Regions from separate parts of the Mus musculus genome. Here region 2 is linked to region 1. A link is a loop called in an ENCODE intact Hi-C map of the cell type or tissue named here. Cell type or tissue: left cerebral cortex. All regions are shown on one strand.

Evidence for each region. Peaks named below come from ENCODE experiments on the same cell type or tissue, not always from the same donor. Only the 100,000 strongest peaks of a DNase experiment are listed, where the experiment ranks them.
Region 2: a loop joins it to region 1, with 6 times the contacts of the local background. A loop is called at or near these places in 9 of 42 quality-filtered maps.

Annotation. Positions count from the first base shown.
Region 1 is chr5:5,745,375-5,753,374 of GRCm38, forward strand. Steap1 (six transmembrane epithelial antigen of the prostate 1) reads right to left here and starts at 3,943. Exons shown (of 5, transcript NM_027399.3): 1 at 3,873-3,943. It overlaps Gm46900, which reads left to right. Exons shown (of 2, transcript XM_017321192.2): 2 at 3,077-4,816. The coding sequence starts at 3,557. The coding sequence ends at 4,240. In left cerebral cortex, CTCF peaks have their summits at 4,022 (motif pointing left), 4,221 and 4,793 (motif pointing left); DNase peaks (open chromatin) are centred at 3,664, 3,995 and 4,781; H3K4me3 peaks cover 1,241 bases.
Region 2 is chr5:4,957,284-4,965,283 of GRCm38, forward strand. The region is part of intron 10 of Cdk14 (cyclin-dependent kinase 14); the gene reads right to left. Among named protein-coding and RNA genes, the nearest start is that of Fzd1, 200 kb to the left of the region's middle. In left cerebral cortex, a CTCF peak has its summit at 4,840 (motif pointing right); DNase peaks (open chromatin) are centred at 2,154 and 4,856.

The sequences.
Region 1 (8,000 bases):
TCTACAGATTCAATGCAATCCCCATCAAAATTCCAACTTAATTCTTCAACGAATTAGAAAGAGAAATCTGCAAATTCATCTGGAATAACAAAAAAACCTAGGATAGCAAAAACTCTTCTCAAGGATAAAAAAAACCTCTGGTGGAATCACCATGTCGGACCTAAAGCTGTACTACAGAGCAATTGTGATAAAAACTGCATGGTACTGGTATAGCAACAGACAAGTAGACCAATGGAATAGAATTGAAGACCCAGAAATGAACCCACACACCTATGGTCACTTGATCTTTGACAAGGGAGCTAAAACCATCAAGTGGAAAAAAGACAGCATTTTCAACAAATGGTGCTGGCACAACTGGCGGTTATCATGTAGAAGAATGCGAATTGATCCATTCCTATCTCCTTGTACTAAGGTCAAATCTAAGTGGATCAAGGAACTCCACATAAAACCAGAGACAGTGAAACTTATAGAGGAGAAAATGAGGAAAAGCCTCGAAGATATGGGCACAGGGGAAAAATTCCTGAATAGAACAGCAATGGCTTTTGCTGTAAGATCGAGAATTGACAAATGGGACCTTATAAAATTACAAAGCTTCTGTAAGGCAAAGGACACCGTCAATAAGACAAAAAGGCCACCAACAGACTGGGAAAGGATCTTTACCTATCTTAAATCAGATAGGAGACTAATGTCTAATATATATAAAGAACTGAAGAAGGTAGACTCCAGAAAATCAGATAACCACATTAAAAATGGGGTGCAGAGCTAAACAAAGAATTCTCACCTGAGAAATACCGAATGGCTGAGAAGCACCCGAAAAAATGTTCAACATCCTTAATCATCAGGGAAATGCAAATCAAAACAACCCTGAGATTCCATCTCACACCAGTCAGAATGGCTAAGATAAAAAATTCAGGTGACAGCAGATGCTGGCGAGGATGTGGAGAAAGAGGAACACTCCTCCATTGCTGGTAGGATTGCAGGCTTGTACAACCACTCTGGAAATCAGTCTGGTGGTTCCTCAGAAAATTGGACATAGTACTACCGGAGGATCCCGCAATACCTCTCCTGGGCATATATCCAGAAGATGTTCCAATTGGTAAGAAAGACACTTGCTCCACTATGTTCATAGCAGCCTTATTTATAATAGCCAGAAGCTGGAAAGAACACAGATGCCCCTCAATAGAGGAATGGATACAGAAAATATGGTACATTTACACAATGGAGTACTACTCAGCTATTAAAAAGAATGAATTTATGAAATTCCTAGGCAAATGGATTGACCTGGAGGGCATCATCCTGAGTGAGGTAACCCAATGACAAGAGAACTCACATGATATGTACTCACTGATCAGTGGATATTAGCCCAGAAACTTAGAATACCCAAGATACAAGATACAAAGTACATGAAACTCAAGAAGAACGAAGACCAAAGTGTGGACACTTTGCCCCTTCTTAGAACTGGGAACAAAACACCCATGGAAGGAGTTACAGAGACAAAGTTTGGAGCTGAGACAAAAGGATGGACCATCTAGAGACTATCAAATCTGCGGATCCATTCCATAATCAGCTGCCAAACGCTGACACCATTGCATACACTAGCAAGATTTTGCTGAAAGGAGTCTGATATAGCTGTCTCTTGTGAGATTATGCCAGGGCCTAGCAAACACAGAAGTGGATGCTCACAGTCAGCTATTGGATGGATCACAGGGCCCCCAATGGAGGAGCTAGAGAAAGTAACCAAGGAACTAAAGGGATCTGCAACCCTATAGGTGGAACAACAATATGAACTAACCAGTACCCCCTGGAGCTCGTGTCTCTAGCTGCATATGTATCAGAAGATGGCCTAGTCAGCCACCAGTGGAAAGAAAGGCCCATTGGTTGTGCAAACTTTATCTGCCTCAGTACAGGGGAATACCAGGGCCAAGAAGTGGGAGTAGGTGGGTAGGGGGGTGGGGGGGAGGGTATGGAGGACTTTTGGGATAGCATTGGAAATGTAAATGAGGAAAATGCCCAATAAAAAAATTTAAAAAAAATGAAGAAGGACAGTGACAAATCTTGCTGGCAGTAGTTCATGCCTTTTTGTTTGTTTGTTTGTTTGTTTTTTTTTGAGTTTGAGGTGTGTGTTGACCATTTCCATTTGAAAGAATTCTGGGTAAAGTCTAGGTCATTCAACAAGTTCTTACAAGGCCAATATCAAAGAGGAAAAAGAGAAGGAGATTTCAAGGCTGCCCTTGAGGGGCTAACAGTCTGTCTTCAAAATGTATTACCCATGCCATTTTCTGACCTTAACCAGTACTATAAAGTGAGTAGGTTGGTGTTGGGTATCTAGGAATAGGGTAGCATGCACTGTAGTAACAAGTATAAGAAACAGTTTGCTACGTTTAGAGTGTATTTTAAGTTTTGTGATTCACAATGTTTAAGATAGTGAAGCATAAATCTATAGCTGTTCACTGTTAATTCATTAATCACACTGAACAATGATGGCAGACACGGGAAATACAAAGTTAAATGATAAGTCTGTTCTCAAAGAAAGTTTAGGACAGGGAAACGCTCCATTAAGACCTGTGTGGTAATGCCATACATCTTAAAGGATAATAGTGTATAGACAGATGGTGGCTCTGGAAAGGAAGTGGAGAAAACGGATGAGAGCCCCTTTCTTTACCCAGTCCTGTGACCTGCAGTGAGTTGTTGGTGCTTGCTGACATGACAGACAGCCACTGCTGAGAGATTCTGGGTGGAAGGACAGAGTGGCCCAGAGGAGATGCCTAGCCATTTGTTTGCATGGTACCACTCTGAGGAGCATCGCTAAGGAAAAGAGCCAATGCCCGTAAAGGTGATTGTTGACTGTATGCCCAGAAACCAGGAAAACAAACTATCAGCTAAATAAATCATGCCTTCTTCCACCAGACCTTAGCTACACCTATAATTACACTTCTACAGGAGAGGTTTCATCAGGCTGTCCAGCAAACTCAGCAGGAAACAGCATAGTGCAGAGATGTCAAGAACTCCAGGATTTGAACCAACATTCTCCAGCTTTCTTCCCCATTAAATAGTGATTTCTGTTTTCCTGGATTAGGTTGGCTGGCTTGTTGTTCCTGCTAAATATTGACACAGCCCAACAGACTCATGTTTATGGGAAGGAGTTTAGAATCCAAGAAACCCAGTGACTGGAATACATTGTGGGTTGCAGTGCATGTCCCACGAGTCTTTCAAATGTATTTTTTTGCTTTGCCACAGTTAATTATTGGAAGAGGGGAAGGTGTTCTACAGCGGGCTGTTTCTTAAAGCATTGCTTCCCCAAGTGCTTAACATTAATATTAAATACATTCCCTTGATTTTATATCGAGATGTGGATGTATCCCCCACCTCAACGGAACAGCATAACTAAATTTGAAGTGGACTTAAATTCTTGGACTACAAACGTCTGTTAGTTGCTTTCACCAGAGTGCCTTATTTAAAAGCTCTGACTATTTTAAACCCGAATCCTACTCAGATCCCGAAAGAGTAGGACCGGTGTTCCAAAGACTTAAAATGAAAAAAAAAAAAAAAAAATTCCATGAAGAAACCAGCTCAAACAGCAGGACGAGTCATTCATCCAGCGAGGCAAACTTGCGGAAACTGCCAAGTTGGCAAACTTACCGGGGGAACCCAACCTGACTGCAAAGTTGACCTAAGCTCCAGAGCCGGGACCGCGGAGACCTGCTCCCCGCGGGGCTCGCCGAGATCCGCGAGGGGCCGAAGGGGCGCCCCGCTGCCCGGAGCACCACCGCCCGCCCCTGAGACCCGCCTCACCCCTTCCCCGGCCCGCAGCAGATTCCCAAGGCCCGCGGAGGCGGGGAGCAAGCGGCCTGCGAACGAGACTCGGGACTCACCGGCTTCTCCGTGGGACCCGACGGCGAGGCGCTCGCTGCCCGGACGGACTCCCAGTCCCACGCGGAGCCCGAATCTCGCTGCCCAGCACAGCCCGCTCCGCAGACCCCGCCCCTCGGCCGCCGCGCGCACAGCGCCCCCTGCCGGAGACCAGCTCCTGCTCACACCCAGGGGCTTCGCTGCGGCCGCCGTGGGAGGGGCGTCGCCGGGGGCGAATCCTTGGCTGTGCAAGGGGGACCCAGGGTCACCAGCAGGGCTCACTGGAAACCGACTGGGACCTGGTCGAAATCTGCAGTTGTGCATTTCGCCTGTTGCCGGGCGACGCTGTAGTGATCCTGGATCCCACACTTGGAGACCAACTGCTCTGTAGCGATTACGCCGTCCGCGGTGGAGCGCTCTTCCAACAGAGCAGTTTCTCAGACGACTAGCTGTTAGGACAGTCAGAGGATGAATCTGAGTTTGTGAGTGACTTTTACACCGGGTTTATTTGTTTATTGTAGCTATGTGAATGAATATTATGATACACACGTGGAGGTCAGATGATACCTCGGTGTGGTGGTCACAAGAAGCACAGGGTTGAGAGGATTTAAAAATAACCCGTAGCTCTGACGCTAGGGACCACCCTCCGTTCACCACAGAGTTTTGCAGATTCAACTCAGACTCTAGACACTAACGACCAAGGTGGAGCTGCGTCTCCAACCTGAGTGTTGTTTTTAATGTGACCCTGGGTCACAAACTCCTCTTTTTCTGAGATCAGCCTACTTCTGCCTCCCGAGTGCTGGAATTAAAGGGATGATCTGAACTCCACTGTCCTGCGTGTCTTAGTGCTCCGTGGATAATGTTTGGGTTCACTGACTCCCATCAGATAGTGTAAAAGGCCTTTGAAGATTAAATTACCCCGGCCTGACACCTTGTGGCAAAATAGACGCTTGCAGCTTTTATTTCCAAGGAAGAAAATCATTAGACCGAGGGTTAGGGAAACTTCTAGTTAGTGGGCTAAGACTCACAACCACAGGGGTTCTGTTCCCAGCACGCAGTTGTTCTTCAGTTTCCCATTTTCTGGCGTGTATCTTAAGAATAAAGTTGATACACCAGAAGGGTAAATAAATTAGGTCCTATAAATAAGTCTGTACACCCAAACTGCACTCAAATACCTTCATCACGTTTGTTTGTTTGTTTATTTATTTATTGTAGGTATGTGGATGAATGTTACTGCATGCACGTGGAGGTCAGATGATAACTAGGTGTGGCAGTCCCAAGAAGCAAGGGTTGGGAGGATTTCAAAATAAACCTGTATTGTAGCTCCAAGTCCAGAGATTGCCCTCCTCCCACAATGGAGCTCTGCAGGTTCCAACTGTAAGTCACAAGGACACTTTACCAACTGAGCTGGGTCTCCAACCTGAATATTTTTGTAATGTGGTTCCGGGTCAAGGGCTTCCCGGTTTGATGACTCCATGTGCCTTTGAAGGATAATTTCTGGACCCTATAGTGCATCTGACTGCCATTTTAGAAGTAAAGAGAGTAATGTGGTGTGAAAGATAAAGTAGAGAAGATGCAAGTGAGACTGATTATGATGGGAGACCCGGGTAAAGAGAGGCTGAACGTCACCGGCACATTCTGTATCACATGAATGTGGCTAAAGAATTAAAATTAAAAATAGCTAGTAGGGCATACACAGCAGAGGACTGCCTAATCTGGCTGCAATAAGAGAATGCACCTAACCCTTGAGACACTTGAGGCCCCAGAGAATGGGGAGGCCTGGTTGGGTGACTCTGTGTGTGTGTGTGTGTGTGTGTGTGTGTGAGACCCTCTTGGAGACGGGGGTGGGGGGAGGAATGGGATGGGGACTTGTTAGAGGGCAGAACAGGAGGGGTGAAACGACTGGACCGTAAAAAAGATTAAAGATAAAATATAAATAGCTAGTCAGGGTACTACTTAGCTCCACCTCAGGTCTCCTGGCCCTTACACAATCTGATTTTGTTTTTAATCACAGAGAAGTAGTTAAAGACTTTGTCATAGCTGAAAAAGCCAACCTAGGTGTATTAACACCTCTCTTCCTCCTTCCTATCCTGCCTTTTTCACCTCTCTCCCTCCTTTCTTCCTCTCCTCCCTCCTTTCCTTTCTTTCTGTTCCCCCCCCCCCCCCACCTCCTGGGGTTTTGAGCCCAAGGCTTCATGCTGGCATTAAGGGGACCGATCAGAATCTGCTTTCTCTCATTGCAGATGGAGTTCTGGCAATGGTCATTCTTGGCTTTCGGTCTACTTTGGGTAGCATCTGTTTGTGTCCATGCATTTCTTCTTGCTCAGGGCTATCATGTTCCTAAGAGAGGATCGCTTATGCTCAGCAACACAGACCTCTTCTCACAGCTTTTCTGAGTTCTCTTAGCACCTTGGATTCCCATTTCATCTTTTTTTTTCTTTTAACACAAAAATACCTAAGTGCTAATAATGCATATTTGTAGGGGGTTGGTCAGGTGCTGCTTGCATTCAAATGCTATGTTCTGTACCCCAAGATCTGGTTGCTTCAAGATGAGAGGATCCTCCTGTATACCAGCCTTTGTTGCGTAAACCCTGCTCCCCAATTTAAAACTATTGGTTAAATAAAACTGTCAATAGCCAATTACTGTGTGGGGGGGTACAGGGAGGTAGAGTTTGAGTTACTGGGCTAGGAGATCACAGGTAGGAACCACAAGGACATAGGGGATGGGGGAGAGTGGAGAGGGGAGAGGGGAAAAGGGAGAGGAGAGAGGAGAGGGGAGAGAGAAGGAAGAGGTGAGAGGCAAGAGGCAAGAGGAGAGGAGAGGAGAGGAGAGGAGAGGAGAGGAGAGGAGAGCGAGTCTGAGAGAGAAGAGATAGAGAACAGGAGGTCTCCTAATATTAGCCCTGATGGACCAGCACTCTAGGATGCCAGACTCATGGAGCAGAAATAACCCAGAGAATTTGGGTTAAACAAATTTGGGGAACACAGTGTTGTAGTAGCCACATCTTGGGGGGTCAGTATTTAGCATATGAATACATAGCAATACCAGACCAACCCCTACACATATCCCTTCAGTCCATTAATAAGTACTTACTAAGAACACCACATTATAAGAAAACCCGTAGTCAACTAACGTGAGCTCATGGGATCCCATAGAGACTGAACTGACAACCAGGGAGCCCATATGGGTCTGACCTAGGCAATTCTGCGTATATTATGGTTGTGTAGTTTGCTCTTCTTATGGGGCTCGTAATAGTGGGAGAGGGGGCTTTCTCTGACTCTTTTGCCTCGTTTTTGGACCCTTTTTGTCCTACTGGGTTGCATAGTTCCAGCTTTGATATGAGGGAAGGTGCCTAGTCTTGGTGCAACTGGATATCCATGGGAGGCTGGCCTTTTTCTGAAGGGAAATGAAAGAATAGATGTGTGTGTGCGGGAGGGGGCAGGGATAGAGGGAGAGACTGGGAGGAGAGGAAGGAGGGGGAACTGTGGCTAGCATGTAATAATACACAAGAGAAAAAACAATAAAAGAATGCTGTGTTACATGCAGTGTTGTGTAAATTCAATCTAGTTACTTAGAGTCCTGCAAAAACATTGTACTTAGAAGACAAATATCTGTAATCAAAGCGCAAGAAAACAGAAAACAACAAGGAAGCTCCAAGATGAATTTGACTCCAAGTTTGAACTTCCTATCAGCTTCATTATCTCTTTTTTGAAAGTCATTTGAGATGTGGGTTTATGTTTAGCATAGTGATGGAAATCCCTCTGCATCATTTAGAGATAGCAGCCAACGATCGTATACGTATGTATTTGTAAATATACAGGGAACGAACTCATGACTGGGGCTATGGGCAGACACAGAACAGACGTTTGTTAAAGAGAAGAGGAAATGGAGGCGAATCTGCTTCTCCAACTTCCCTTCCCCTACTTTGATGGAAATCCCGACTGATGCTGTGCACCGAGGAAGAACTGGGGAAGGGCAGAGGGAATAGTCATGGTCTTCTAGTAAATAAGAAAGGGTAGGAAAAGGGAAAGGAGATAGTTGGGGCAGCTCTGGACTAACAGACATAAGGATAGGAACACAATGGGACAGGCATTTAAGATGTAGGAAAAGAGACCAATTAAGGTGAATGAAGGTGAGATAAAGCCTTGTA
Region 2 (8,000 bases), 790 kb before region 1:
CCTGGGCTGGAGTTCTGGTTGCATAAGAAGAAAGCTGGGTACCAGAAACCATAGCTGTCTGCTTTCTGACTGAGGATGCAGTGTGACCAGCCACCTCAAGCTCAGGACGCCACGGTTAATAGTCTCTTTCCAAAGGTGTTTATGTCAGGTATTTGTCATAACAACAAAACAAGTAATTACTACGCTGCCTGTAGTGGTTTGAAGCGCAGGGCTTCCATGGGCTCCTAGGTTTGAAAGCTTGGTCCTCTGTTGATGGACTGTTTGAGAAAGATGTGGCCTTGATGGTGAAGGTGTGTGTCACTACAGGAGCCCTTAGTAAGCCCACCTCAAACCCAATCTGTCTGTCTCTTCCTCTTCCTCTTCCTCTTCCTCTTCCTCTTCCTCTTCCTCCTCCTCCTCCTCCTCCTCCTCCTTCCTCCTCTCTCTTCTCTTCTCTTCTCTTCTCTTCTCTTCTCTTCTCTTCTCTTCTCTTCTCTTCTCTTCTCTTCTTCTTCTTCTTCTTCTTCTTCTTCTTCTTCTTCTTCTTCTTCTTCTTCTTCTTCTTCTTCTTCTTTCTCTCTCTCTCTCTCTCTCTCTCTCTCTCTCTCTCTCTCTCTCTCTCTCTCTCTCTCTCTCTCTCTCTCTCTGCTTGCTGCCCATAAATTGGATATAAAACCCTCGGCTACTGATGTAACATTGCGCCTTTCTGCCTCACACCATGGTAATCACGGACTAACCTGTAAAACTGTAAGCAAGCCCCTCCCCCACCCCCATTAAATGCTTTCTTTTATATGAGTGGCCTTGTTCATGGTGTCTCTTTACAGCCATAGCTCAGTAACCATGACACCATGCATGCAATAAATCGAGCCACACTGAATGCTGGCGTGGCTTTCTCTGATAAACAATAAATGTGGAGGTATGACGACACCAGATTTGTGCCTCATCAAACTCCTGGAGCCTCATGTGGACATGGTAGGCCTGAAACTGGGAGATAAATAAGGTGGTCCCAGGAGGAGGCTGAGGGAGGGGCTCTTACCTGGTGAGTACAAGGTCTGCATGATAAGCACCAGAAGTAGCTAATGCCGCCCCGTTCAGTCCGCACTTGCCAGATGCCTCCTTTTACTGCTTACTCTCAGCGCTGTCATACGTGACCACGCCTGTTTTACGTGGATACCTGGGATTGGAACTCAGGCCCAGGCCCTCAGGTTTGATCAACTCTCACCCGTTGGGCACTTCCTGAGTCTAACCCCCAACTTGTTTCCAGTGTTAATGGCAGGAAGATATATGTGGTCTAGAGCAGCTCTCCCACAATGGGAGATGTGAACCCCAACTACAAACTGCTTTAGCTGGCAAAGAGAACATGGCATGATACCTATCACCTTCATAAAAACGTTAGTCCCTTCTTTGGTTATCTTTCCATTCTTTTGAGAATATCAAGAAGAAAAGCTTCATCTCATCTGGGTGTTTGTTTTTACGACCTCCCAGGCACTCGGCTCTCACTCCCTTAAGGGAAGTAGGACTTAGGTTCAGGATCCGGGGTGGGTAAGATCAAACTTAATATTACGTACCCCTTACGTATTTTCATTGGTTTCATTTTACCTTGTTTTCTATTATGGGAATGCTTAAGGGATCTCTGGTTTTTTGAAGTCATATGAACAAGCAAAATTACTTGAAAGGAGTTTATTGAAAGGAAAATATTAAGCCACTGAGAGAGGCCATGCTACATACAGCAGAGATCTCAGATACAGAGACAGAAAAGCTGATTGAGGGGCTGTGTTGGTGGAGGAGGGGAGAGCAATACTGAGTCCATCAATAGTGAGATACCCCTAGAAAGGAACTACAGGGTAGGTGGCTTTCAGGACAAAATGCTAGGAAGGAGCATATTTGGTTCTACCCTGCACACATAGAGGAGGTGACTGGGGACTCCTCAGGACTGCCCCCAGAGCAGAGCAAATGCATATAAAGATGGGACAGGAGTCTCTACACTGTTTTAAACTTCTTTGCTTGCTATTTTTATACACATCTCAATCACATTAATGTTACTTTCATTATACGTTATGATTTTAGTGTCCCTGTATGGTCTTAAATATATTCATTTTTCTCCTTCTCTTGACACCCACTTACTCGCTAAGCCCAGGATCTCCCCGGAACCTATGTGTCATCATCCTTACCTTATTTCAAGTTATACATCCACACTCCTAACTGGTCTTTTGAAAATCAGACTTGATCAACTGTTACTCTGTGAGTCAAAAGCTTCACACTGTGGCCAAACCCCGTCTCCCCTGACACACTTAAGCTGCTGGCTGAGGCCTGCAGAACCCCCTTCTCCGCTTATCTAATTGTTTACACATTCTTGTCCCTTCATACTCTCCCACTGGTCCTTCAGTGCCTGCATCTGGCACATTCTCCCGTTAGCCACACAATGTTCCCACATGCAGTTCTGAAGTCTGGACATCTGTGCCCTCTCCATGTAATTAGCTGCTAATTAATTTTTCAGTCCTGTGTTGAAACCTTGTTCTCAGGTCAAGTCCCACGACCTGTGCACCAGGGCAGGATTCCTGTCATACGCAACACCACAGCTTCATAGCAACTGCCACAGATTAAATTTTAGCAAGTGTTTACTTTGCACTCTGATTTCTTTGTTTGTTTTCTCTTTTACTTTCTATTTCTTTTGCCTATCAAGTCTACGGCATAAAGTGGGCACTAAATATCTATTGAATAAACTACATAGACTTGAACTGGTATCAGGAGGAGCCCATGACTGAACTCAGTCGCCTTCAAAATAAAGGCTGTACAAGGTGTGTGTTTCCCATGCTATTTAACTCTGTACTCCTAAAGAACAGAAACGAATGCTCTCGTTTCCTTCTAAAAACCGGACAGCCAGGTGACTGAAGAGAAAGGCTGCGTACAGGGCTCCAGGGAAGAAGGTTTAGTACGTGTCCACACTTGTCCACAAAGAGCATCCACCTTCCATCGCCTGAGTGTCATCGCCACGTGAAATGCAGGACAGGACCACTAAGGCTGTCCCTTTACATAGGGGACTAGGTGAAGCCAAGAATTCCTATGAAATTACTCTAAACATGACAAAGTTCATCCCGTGAGAAATTCATTGATTATATTTTACACAAACTGCAAATGCAATGGGCCCTCTTTCTGAATGCAGTGGCAAGGAGCTGCACTGTAACTTGCGCAGTGTATGTCACCTTTAGCGTAGTTGGTTGTTATTCCCTGATGCACCTTGCTGCCCCCGAGAAGCACAGGGAAAGGCTGCTGAGCTACAAAGTGGCTCAGTTCAAGAGCAGATCACTTGGCAAGGAAGACAACGGTCTTGGTCTCAAGAGCTGAACTTCCTGGCTCCCAGAGGACCGGGAAGTCTCCAGGAATCCCCTTTGTCATTCTTTCCCTTTCAGCACACACATATATGAAAATGTGTCTGGGCGGGTATGTATCGTGTAAGTGTACCCATATATACACACCAGCCCCCTCTTCAGCATTTCATCAGTGACTTGACGTGGAAATAGAGGAATTGTGTAGCTGGCCTTTGCTACTTTGTGGGTTCTTCTTTTTTCCACCCTTTATCCCCTCGGTTTCACTCCCTAATACTAGATAGGAGAGAAACAAGGATAGAATAAAAAGAAAGCCCTGCATCTAACTTATTTCTTTGGTTTTTCTTTGGCTATGGCTACTAACAAGCCTCAACCAACCTCCCTTAATGACCAACTACCACCTCCCCTGCATCTCGGGAGCCTAGCATCTATGCATCTTCTGGAAACTTCCCAGAATTCCAAAGGTTACACAACTGCAGAAAATTATCTGCAGTTGTCAAGACCACACTTCTGTTAGCGCACTGGGCAAGTCATAGTCAGCTGCTGTGGATAACGAAGCAGCCCCACACCCCTACACCAGGGATTAAAACAAAAGCACATTCTTATAATATTTCTGTATTTTCAAAAGAAACCAAAATCCCAGAATTCTCAAAAAATGTCACTACAGAGCTGTTTTACACTTTTAGATGAACAGAGCAGAGGAGGTTGGTGGGCTGGGGATATAGCTCAGGGTGTGCAGTATGCACTCAGCATGCACAAGACCCTAGCTTAAATCACAAATGCCCCCCAAAGTGGTGAGGGTGCTTAATATTTAGCAAAGCAGAAACAACTGTCCACCCAGTGCAGCGGAAGCTGGCGACAATACGCGTAAAGGCCAGGCCTCATGCTCTACTCAGTGCTCCATGATGGAAAGAGACATAAGCTACACTAAAAACAAAAGCCCATGCTGAGCCCCTGATGCTTGCACTTGGTATCCACACTGAACATGGGAGTGGCCAGCGACTTTTTCTAATCAAATGAATACAAGGAAGGTAAGATCTCAATTGTTGGGTCAGTTGATAACTCCCATTGGGTTAAAAGTCCTATTTGCTTACTGGCTTTTTGGAAGCAAACAGCTATGGTCGGAAGATTTAGAGACAAGAAGCTGTGGTTGACCTAAGCCAACAGCCAGCAAAAAGCCTAGCCAGTCATCACTCCAATAGCCAGCTGGAAACTGTTTCCAGCAACCACATGAACTTGGATGTCTACCCTTATCCAGTTACCTTAGTTAAACTTGCAAGCCCTAGCAGATTCATTGATTGTATCTTTGTGAAATCAGGAAGCAGAGGAAACATCTTGTCCAAGTCTGGAAACTCCCAACCCACAGAAATTTTGAGGCAATAATCATGCATTGATTTGGTAAGATTTTGGTGATGCTGTTACACAGCAAAGAAGAGCTTGGGCTGTGTCTGGTGTGAGGAATATGGCAGTAGGAGATCCTGCACAGGAAAATGACTGAAGAAAGAAAAGGCAGAGAGCATTACATAGAAACGACCAGTAGGGGGAGCCTAGAGACCGAGCAGTAAAAGCTGCCTAAGCACGGGCCTCAGACAGGGGCTGGAATTACTCGCTGGAGGCTCAGCTGCACTGGATTGAAAGGGAGGATGTTTCCAAATATTTGCAGTGTTTTCACCATGGCCAACGTCTAGATGGAAAGGAACCCGAGTAAGGAAGTAAGTGCAGCTTCTGGAAACTGCGCAGTACAGAATCAGATAGCAATGGTGAGGCTCAGCAGAGCTGGCCACACCACGGACTCCTCTATAAGCATGGAGAAAATATCCATTAAAACAACAAGACAAAGGAGACTATGAAGATATCCATGCAAGTATGGGGACTTGGCATGTGCTGGGAAGGCAGAGACACGTAATCCCTGAGGACTGCTAGGCGAGCTGTACAGGCGAGCTGGCGAGCTCCGGTCTTAGTGAGAGACGCTGTCTCCACCTACAAGGTAGAGACCGAGGAATGACAGTCAACATCTACCTTTGTCTGTTATGCCCATGTGAACACATGTATACATGCAATCATGTACATGCGCATATACACAGATGCACAAACAGATCAAAATGAAGGAGAGAGCTGAGGAAATATCTCCGTTAGCAAAGTACTCGCTATGTGAACATGACGACATGAGTTAGATCCCAAAACCCAGTTAGATGTGGTAGTTCCATGTTTGTAATCTCTGTGCCAGGGAGGCAGGAACAGGAGGCGAGATCCCTTGGGCTTGCTGGCCAGCCAGTCTGGTTTGCCTGAGTTCCAGAGACAGACCATGTCTCAAAACTCCAAGGTGGAAGATTCCTGAGGAATAACAATTGAGGTCCTCTGGCCTCCACACGTACACGTACACGTACACACATGAACGAAGTACACACATGAACGTGTACCAATGCATAAACTGCACACACTTGTGCGTGTGCACATGCTCTCTCTCTTGTGTACACACACACACACACACACACACCCCAAAATATTTACTGAGATATTCACACTCCAAACAATCACTTTAACTGGCCCAAAGGAGAGCAAAGATATGTCAACTATCCTAAACTCACAGATAATATGCTAGGCCTGGGGCCTCTGACTGCCCCAGTCTAACTACCTAACCCACCCTCAGGGGCTTCTGATAAATGACTTGTAGATTTGATTGATTGCCTAAGTCTGGGTCCAGAGGCCACAAAAGATTTGCAGAAGAGAGACCAAACAGCTGTTAGAAAACCCGAGGAGAAACACAACCAACCAACTTAAAAATTATTTCAGAAAATGTCTTGTAGAACCAGAGTCCTCCAACTAGAGCAGCTCACTTAAAATATTTTGTTTCCATCTTCTCCAGTGTCTCCATCTTTCTCTTCCCTGTTGCTTTGAATGCCTGTCTGCTTAAACGGGATGCCCTCACTGCTTCACTGTTGTCTCAGTGACTGCTTTGCAGAGTGAGTGAGTTACTGTAACAGGGCCTCAGACAGGATGAGATGTGCAATGAGATGTGCAGGCAGCAGCCAGTGGGACAGCTCTGCACTGGGGGTGGGGGTGGGGGTTGAGCATAATCTCCATACAAATGCAGCCTGCCCACTGGAGCACCACAGCAGAGCTTCCAAGGGACCCAACAAAAGGATCTGGGGACAGGAGCACTAGATAGGAGCTCGGTTACTCACTATGTATTCCTTCAAGTAGCAGCAGTGTGGGGGCAGGTGGAACTGTGTCACCAGGCAGAAAAACTGGTAAGGTCAAGTTGATGAAGGAACCGGGATTCCTGTCCTGGAACACAGTGACCACCAAGACATCCCACTAAGAGGACCAGGACAACTGGTCAGGTAGCGCAGAGCCCAGAGCTCTCCATACTAATGAGGTATTTAGATGGCTTGGACTTGAGGGCTTAGCTAATAAATACTTTTTGCACGAAGCAAAAAGTATTTAATCTCTGGTCCACTCTGAGTAAGTTGTATACATCCATTTTCTATCATGAATAAACACTTTGGACAAGCAAGGACTCTCCTTCCTCAAAGACCACCAATTGAGGAAGTCTTAGTCAATACAGAGCCATGCTAAGTCTCCTGCTGAAGGCCTCTCTGCACTCCTGACACCCACTCTGGGCTAAGCAGGATTTCCTCCACCCCACTCATCTCAGGCCCATGGTTACCCCCACCCCTCTTTCTCAACTACTTGCAGTTCCTAGCAGCATTTGAGTACCCATGCATTAGAGAACTGCAGCCTGGCCCCAGCCTGCACCGTTTCTCACCCAGAGAAGCTCCGGCCGGGGCCCCTATCTTATGCTATGTTTCACCTCCCCTGAACAGCATGCCCCATGAGCCCAGCACCCAGATGATGGTGAGAAATGAATGTAGCCTCAACCTCTGCACTTCATCTCCCCGAATGGTGTTCACACACCCCAGTGGTGAGGTGACGCGCAGAACCACACAGCATCAGGGTGGCTCTGGAGTTAGAAGCTACAACAGCACAAACGCCAATGGATTCTGAGAGTATGGGTCTGAGAGCCCCTGCTTAGCAAGACTCATTCTAACAACCTGCCACCCTTAAGCTAGAATGCACAAGCAGGGCAGAGGCGGTCATGGCCACGGGTGCACCCTCACCAACATGAGATTATTTGTTCAGACAGCACCTGGGACGAGGGGTGGAGGCAAACTGGAGCTTGCGGCCATGGGCAGCTGGGATAGTTCAGACTTGGGAACTGGCTCTGTGTTTTGCAAATCAGAACTCAACAAATTCCTTCCTTTCCTCTCTGGACCGTTGCTTAGGTAACAGTGCCTCCCAACACTCCTGGACACAAATAGTGACACTGCTCCATGCACTGAAACCCTTTGCTTCAGCTGAGACCAGTTCAATGATAAATGTTAATGTTGATTCGGATCGCCTCAAAGTTCAACATGATAAAGCTGCCAATTGTGAAACACCTATATTCCCAAAACTAGTTTAAAAATATATTTACGGTAATTAGAATGATGTGTCCCCGATTACCCTTGGGCATGTGAATATTTGGTCTCTAGTTGGCTGCTGTTTTTAGTCCACCAGGAGGTATGGTCTTGCTAGAGGAAGTATGGCCCTAGGCGCAGGCTTTGAGGCTTCAAAACATATGTGCTGTTTGCAGTGAGCTCTTTCTGCTTGTTTGTAGCTCAGGATCCAAGTTGTTGGTTGCTGCTCTAGAAG